Regions from separate parts of the Mus musculus genome. Here region 2 is linked to region 1. Evidence: chromatin contacts called from ENCODE Hi-C or POLR2A ChIA-PET data. All regions are on one chromosome and are shown on one strand. Each heading gives the region's core, a stretch centred on a gene start or an enhancer-like site at or near the end of the contact. The rest is flanking DNA. Distances are from core to core; before and after follow the strand shown. Region 1 holds the start of Plce1 (phospholipase C, epsilon 1). Region 2 overlaps Plce1 (phospholipase C, epsilon 1).

Evidence for each region. Hi-C counts contacts between places; a loop is a spot of excess contacts on that map. ChIA-PET counts read pairs that join two places held with the same protein, here RNA polymerase II (POLR2A).
Region 2: a loop to region 1 is called in a map of T-helper 17 cell, with 1.9 times the contacts of the local background. The contact joins the enhancer-like site here to the promoter of Plce1 in region 1. A Hi-C loop is called at or near these places in 1 of 37 maps with a recorded cell type or tissue (T-helper 17 cell). POLR2A ChIA-PET finds 5 or more read pairs at or near these places in 1 of 5 experiments (Patski).

Annotation. Positions count from the first base shown.
Region 1 is chr19:38,522,276-38,526,073 of GRCm38, forward strand. Plce1 (phospholipase C, epsilon 1) reads left to right here and starts at 1,922. Exons shown (of 32, transcript NM_019588.2): 1 at 1,922-3,177. The coding sequence starts at 1,984.
Region 2 is chr19:38,638,007-38,641,804 of GRCm38, forward strand. All of the region lies in intron 2 of Plce1 (phospholipase C, epsilon 1), which reads left to right. Among named protein-coding and RNA genes, the nearest start is that of Plce1, 120 kb to the left of the region's middle. Within about 2 kb of position 1,899, at least 1 of the 3 ENCODE cell types and tissues checked has a DNase peak (open chromatin) inside an H3K27ac peak, as active enhancers do.

The sequences.
Region 1 (3,798 bases), core at 672-3,171:
AGCCTTGACTGAGGCCAGAGGAGCCTTTCTTAAGATGATGCACTCGCATGCCATTGTGGGGGTGAGGGGGTGGGAGGGTAGGGGAGTGGGGGGGTGAGGGGGTGGGGGGAGGAGGCTCAGCAGCAGCTGAGCCAGAGCCCTATGACTTACTCCCAGAATTCCTCATGTTTCCTCCCTCATCACATGGGAATTTGTTTGACTCTGTTAGGGTTGCATGCAGGTGCTGGCTGTCTACTCTACAGTATAATATGCAGCACTAGGAAAAGGTTCAATGTAGTTAAAGAAAAAGGACGAAGCCTTTAAATTAGCTAAGCTATTTAAAATACTACAGCTTCATAAATCAAAGTCTTTTATGTCAACTTATATTCTACTGAACAATTTCTTACTAAAATGAAACCAAAGAGATATTTTCTTTAAGTGTGTACTTTGTGACAGAAATGTTGACTAGAGATGCATTTTGGAATATTTAAATCCACTGTTAATTTCTTTCCTTTTTTTTTTTTTTTTGGGTCTCATATCTTCTTTGTTTACCTTTTGGTTTTGTAATTATTAATGATTTTAATTGTGTGCTTTTCTTCTAAGTGATCAGAGTGTACACCTTTAGTCTGCCTTTAAACAACCACATAATGATTCCTATAGAAATAACCTTGTCGGATTACTGTTCCAGGTCCCTGCTCTTGACCTTTGTTCCGCCCAGACAATTCACTTCAATGTTTATAAGAAATCCTACAACACACAGTCACCATTTTTGCTTTAAATGATGAATTATCTTGCTAAGCGATTTAAAAAATGAAAAAAAAACCACACATATTCAACACATTTAGGCCTTCTATTCCTTTATAGGTAGAATTTTTCTTCTGCACAAAGGTCTTCCTTTATTACTTTCTGTAGTTCAACCCTGCTAGAATTATTTTGGCTCTGCATGTCTGAAAAAGGTCTTACTTCATCTTCATTTGTTGAAGACATTTCTTTGCTACTGAATTCTGCTTAATAGTTTTTTTTCTTACTCTATTCTTTCCTTGCTTGAATTGTTTCAGATGAGAATATATTGTCTTACCTTTGCAACTCCTGTCTTATGTCCCTAGTGCCTTTGGCCATTCTGAAGTTCTAGCTTTTTCCCTTTTACATACACACACACACACACACACACACACACACACACACACACATACATACACACACATACATACATACATACATACATACATACATACATACACACACACACACACAGACACATGCACACACTATTGGGTTCTATTTGGGCCTGAAAACTCTCTAAGCAGTGAGCTCAGGTATTTATTTACACTGTTCTCACTTTATTTTTATTTTGCTTCAGATATCAACATTTTGTTTTTACTCTTTATCGTGTAAAAACTAGTATTTTTTCTTTTTTTCTTGCTTGGGTTTTATTTAATCCACTAGGATAAATCTGATTTTTGTACTCCGTTTTTGCTGGAAGCAGAAGTTCTGTATTGTCAAGCCAAAATGATACATGCTTAAAATATTCAGACTAACTTTTGATTGCAAAACTCTCTCCTCAGAATTGACCTATAGTTTTCATTAACTTAAAATTATCAACTCGATTTTGAAAACCGATTTAATGCCATAATGTTTGACATTACCTCTTTTCTTACAGGGCACAGAAAACACTCAAACTGGATTTTTAAATCCCTGCACATTAACAATAAGCCACAAGTCGCAGAATGTGATCCCGAACCAAATCCTTCTAAAAATTAGCTTCGGGCAACAGAGAAAAGAAGAAAACGGACCTGCTGTTTTGAAATACTGGTGTAAAACAAACTGTTCTTGTAGGAAATTACAACTGGAAAGTTTTCTTTGGCGCTTAATATACCTGAATGAAAGGAACTGTCAAGCTTGCTTCGCACAAAGACTGGAATTATCTGAGATTATCTGTTGTCTGGACATGATCGCCAGGGAAGGGAACACAGAAGAGTAGCTGAATGAACGACAGTGGTCAAGATGACGTCGGAAGAAATGGCCGCTTCTGTCCTCATCCCTGTGACTCAAAGGAAAGTGGCTTCTGCCCAGTCGGTGGCAGAAGAGAGGAGTGTAAAGGTCTCAGATGCGGGGATTCCTCGGGCACGTGCTGGCAGGCAGGGTGCGCTCATCCCTCCTACCATCTCACAGTGGAACAAACATAAGGAAGAGTCGTCTAGAAGTGATTTGTCCAAGGTCTTCTCAATAGCGAGGGGGGAACTAGTCTGCGATGAGAATTCCAACGAAGAGGGCTGGGAGGAAAACGCACCGGACTCCCCGGAAAACCACGCGATGAACGGCAACAGTTTAGTGCAAAGCCACCAGCACCAGTTTCCCCGGAGCCAGCTTTGTGAAGCCCGTGACTCTGTCACAGAAGACCCGTGTTTGCAGCCTGGAATTCCTTCTCCCCTGGAAAGGAAGGTGCTCCCTGGAATTCAACTGGAGATGGAGGACTCTCCCATGGACGTGAGCCCTGCGGGAAGTCAGCCTAGGATCATGGAGTCCAGCGGACCTCACTCTGACCGCAACACGGCGGTATTTCACTTCCATTATGAAGCTGACAGGACAATGTCGGATGCTTTTCATACCCTGTCAGAAAACCTGATTTTGGATGACTGTGCAAATTGTGTTACTCTTCCTGGGGGGCAGCAAAATAAAAATTGCATGGCGTATGCTTGCAAACTGGTGGAGTTGACAAGAACCTGTGGAAGTAAGAATGGGCAAGTCCAGTGTGAGCACTGTACCTCGCTGCGCGATGAATACCTGTGCTTCGAAAGCTCCTGCTCAAAGGCCGATGAGGTCTGCTCAGGTGGTGGCTTTTGCGAGGACGGCTTTGCTCACGGTCCTGCTGCCAAGACTTTTCTGAACCCTCTGGAGGATTTCTCTGACAATTGTGAAGACGTAGACGATTTTTTTAAAAGCAAAAAGGAGCGGTCCACGTTGTTAGTCCGAAGGTTTTGTAAAAATGACAGGGAAGTTAAGAAGTCTGTGTATACTGGGACCAGAGCCATCATGAGAACTCTGCCTTCTGGCTGTATTGGGCCAGCTGCTTGGAATTACGTTGATCAGAAGAAAGCTGGTCTCCTATGGCCTTGTGGGAATGTAATGGGAACTCTGTCAGCAATGGACATAAGGCAAAGTGGGAGCCAACGTCTGTCTGAAGCCCAGTGGTGCCTGGTAAGAGTTTGGGTTTCTTCCCATCACCTTTTTTGGTCTTATTTTTCTTCCTTTCCTTCACCCTCCTTTAGGAGTTTTGGATAGAGGGTCATACGGATATAGGCCTGGAACTTGCTATGTGCATGGCCTAGCTTGTCCTTGAACTTGCGATCCTCCTGAATTTTGAGATTACAGATGGACCTGTTTCCATTAGTTCAGTAAACATGATTTTTCATTACTTATATTGCTGTAACTAATGGACAAGATAAAGCAAGATCTGTCAAAATATGATTCTTACAGGAGTCATTTGTAATTATTGGGATTTAGATATTACAATTCATAGGTCTCAAGTCTGAGTTGACTCTGCAGCAATATAGGCCATGCAATACACAGAGGCCTATGTAGGGAGTGGAGAAATTAGAGATTTTCTGATGACAGAAAAATGGCTTTGTCTATTAGCTTTGGCGAGGCATTCCCAAGTCTTTTTTGTGTTTTGTGGTCCACTGTGGCCTTTAGTTTTACTGTCCTGAAGGAGCTTAAGTCCGTCTTTCCTCTCTTCTCCCTTAGACTTATTTATTTATTTTTGGGGGTGAGTGTGCTGTGTACGTACCTCTTCAATGAAGTCTACGGATGTAAAATAAC
Region 2 (3,798 bases), core at 649-3,148, 120 kb after region 1:
AGCTAGTGATAATGTAATAGAACAAGGGGGCCATGTTCCACCTTCTGCAAGCAGCAGAACTCAGCAGCTTTGGCCATGTGGCTCTGGCTTTAGAGTGAAAAAGAGAAGAGACTGCTGGGACAATTATACTGATTAACTGGAGCTAAGAAATTAGTGGAAAAGAAGAAACCAGCATCACTGAGGTAAAATCTTCTGGGAAGTGTTTTCTGAGAGTACAAAGAAGCTAGTTCCAGAGATAGCCAAAATTATACCTTATGCTGCAGCTATACTTGGTAATGTGTTAGAGTCACCCAGGTGGTACTGGTTTTGAAGGCATGAAGAAGTCATGAAGAACATCTCAGGCTTGGCATGGAAGTCCACTGGTGAAGGTGCAGCCTCAGTTGTAGTTGATGGCCCAGGGCTGAAGGAGTCATGCAAAGGAGTTGAGGCTTGGCTCCATGAAGAGAGCCAATGAGAGGCTATTGATGAAGCCTAGTTGTCATGGAAACCCCATTGTATTTGAGATGCCAGTACCATTGGGTGATCAAGAACAGCAGCACCAGTGGATCAACCCGAGCTCAGAGCAGAGGGCAGAGCTACAGAACTGATATCAACCCTTTGGAGGAGCCCAGATCATTTGTGCATCCCAGACATTGAAACAAGAAGCTGTAACACTGAAATTGCCTTGGAGACACCACGATGTTCAAGATGCCAGAGCCATGGACTATCTGCTGAGGAAAGCTGCTAACAGGCAGTGGAACCAGCCCAGGGGAAAGAAGTTTGTTGCATCAACAAAGATGACAAAGGAGTTGGAGATCTGAAAACCACTTTGACATTAGACATTGGGATGCAGAGTTTGGAGTTTGACCAGCTGGTTTCCTGTCTTGCTTTGAGGATTACGGTTAAGTGATTGAATGAATCTCAGAAGAGACTTTGACCTTTGGACTTTTAACATTGTTGAGACTGCTATAGACTATGGGGACTTTTAAAGTTGAACAAAATGTATTTTTAATTATGTTATGTTTAGGTATGGTTCCCATAGACTCATATGTTTGAACAAGCCTATGGGGGCCAGGGAGTGGAATGTCATGGTTTGCATATGCTTGGCCCAGGGAGTGGCACTATTTGGAGGTGTGGCCTTGTTGGAGTAGGTGTGCCCCTGTTGGAGTAGGTGTGTCACTGTGGGTGGGTGTGCTTTAAGACCTCATCCTAGCTACCTGGAAGCCAATCTTCTCTTAAAGGCTAGCAGCCTTCAGGTGAAGATGTAGACCTCTCCACTCCTCCTGCACCATGCCTACTGGAATGCTGCCATGTTCCCGCCTTGATGATACTGGACTGAACTTTGAACCTGTAAGCCAGCCCCAATTAAATGCTGTTCTTATAAGGATTGCCTTGGTCGTGGTGTCTGTTCACAGCAGTAAAACTCTAACTATGACAGCCGTGGAAAGTCTAAGCTGGCTGAGAAGAATCCCTGATATAACTGTCATAACTGTCATGACCCTTCCAGAACCTTTCCATTGAACCCATGGAGGTCTCCAGGTCTTTGAACCCTTGGGCAGTGTGTATTCCACCCTACATACACACACACAAGATACATCGGTAGATGTGAAGAGCTCAAGAATGTTGACATGTACCATTCTCCTGGTGATATTTTGCACTCTAAGCGAGGAGCCACAAGAAGTTTCCAGATAAACATCTCTACCCAAAGAGCTTGATGATAGGGCTAAAGAACTCGGAAGTGGACAAACAGGATTTGAACTTGGGTCCATCCTGTCTTAGAGTCTATACCCATGAGCACTCTTTACTTGACATGGAACCTTAGGAGGATTCCAGTAGATGGAGGCATCTGTAGCAATCAGAGGTGCCAGGACTCTTGGGCTTTCAGCCCTGGCTTGCACAGTGAGCAGTGGCTGCTGGCCAGCAGGGACTCACAGACACCAGATGCTGGCAACCCGGACTGTCCACATCCAGCTGGAGGAGCCAACACTGTTCTTGTGTGTTCTGCTTGAGCCCCAAAGAACAAAGCCAACAGCTGTCTTTTCAGGTCCGATGGCTGTTTTATACCAAATCAGAAAAAAACTGACCCCAGGAAGGAAGTGTGAGGCCTCTCCCAGACTTGTATAAATGGTGTTGTTTTCTTTACACAGTCCACTGGGCTGGTCTCCAGCCTCCTCCTGCCTGGCGTTGCCATCAGGGACATCATCTCACAGGACCAAATGGCCTTTCTGAGCCACTACACTTTGATCTAGTGAATTTATAATATTTCCCTTATTCTTTTGTAGCATAGAACAATCAGCAGCTGATATAAACTCATGCAGGTGGAAGTTAGGGGAAAGCTGAGGCCGCCGAAGAGAAAGGACCAGCCCTTGAGACTAGAGGTTAATGGATAATCACAAACATGGCCCAGGACCTAGAAGAAGAAATAAGAAATGCGTCTGGGCCTTGGAGTCTGAGAAAATGAAGCTGTTGGATTTATTTTGTAAATGAAATCTAGATGGAATTTGATTGCCTTAACTCTGAGAGGCTGGAATGTCCAGATTTGGTCACAGTAAGAAGTTCAAAATCAGAGTTGTATATTTGTAAGCCATTTGTTTAGCTGTGATGGTTACAACTTATGGTGAGCCCTCTTAGGAAAAGACTGTGATAAAGGAAGGACTAAGGACTACAAACTCAGGCTGAGGAGCAGCAAGGTGGCCCAGAATTTCGTATTATGGCCATGGAGTAAGTAAGAAGCCACAGTAATATAGTGGTCTGACCTAGAACTCAAGCAAAGCACATGATGTTAAGCATGAAGCTGTAGAGCCCCAAGCTTCCTCCATGCAACAACCATATGATGATCTGAGTGCGTCCAGCTTGAGGTTCCCAAATATATCATCGGCCACTTTTTTTTTCGCTTTTTCTTAATAGCCGTTCTTTTTCTATTTAAGTGGAATTTAGCTTTGTCAGTAAAAAGCCTTTGCTTAAATCATCAAGCATAATCATGAACACACTGGCTGCATAATTTAAATATAAAATAGTCTCTGCCCATGACTAGCACATTTATATTATCTAGGTTGAATTCACATAGTATGCCTTCTAGTTGCTTTGTTACCATTTCTGTTCAGAAGGAGGAATGAATAATCTTGAGTTTGCAGATAAGTTAAATTCTGGTGCCCAAATCCTGAGAAATGGTTAAGAGCACGGACTTTGGAGCCACCAACATCTAGCTTAGATTTCAGGTTCTTCTCACTACCTATGGCTATTTGGACAATTAGCTGGTGCTCTCTGACTTTGCTCAGCTATAAGATGGAATGTTACCCTCCCTTGGTAAGATTAAGATGCCTTAATTTTTGCAAATAAGAAGCGTAGTGCTTAGCTGAGTGGGAGGCTTTCAAATGTCAGCAAGAGCTATGTTATCAGCGCCATTCTTTCAGCCTTCTGGGGGAAAGCAATAATGTCTCTAGGTCCTTATGCATTTTTCTCATTAAGTGACATTGACTTATTTCTGCAGTGGTCTGTTTGTTCTAAGTCAGAAACAATAATCATAGTTTACCTTTATTCTGTAGAGCGATTTTTAACTGCTACTCACTGTCACAGGCTGAAAATATGAGTATGATCACAATGATGATAAAGAGGGGTTTTTGCATTAATATAAATATGTGTGTATTCCTTTTTCAAAACTCAAATGTTTTCAAAATATCAGATTGTTTGTGACTTGAAGACATGGTTACTGTTACATCTAAATTGGTCCTCTCTTTTTATCTAACACCAAGGCTAAGTTAGAGCCAAAATTTCAAATAGAAAATAAACGTTCTTCTCTGATCAAAATTAAACACATAG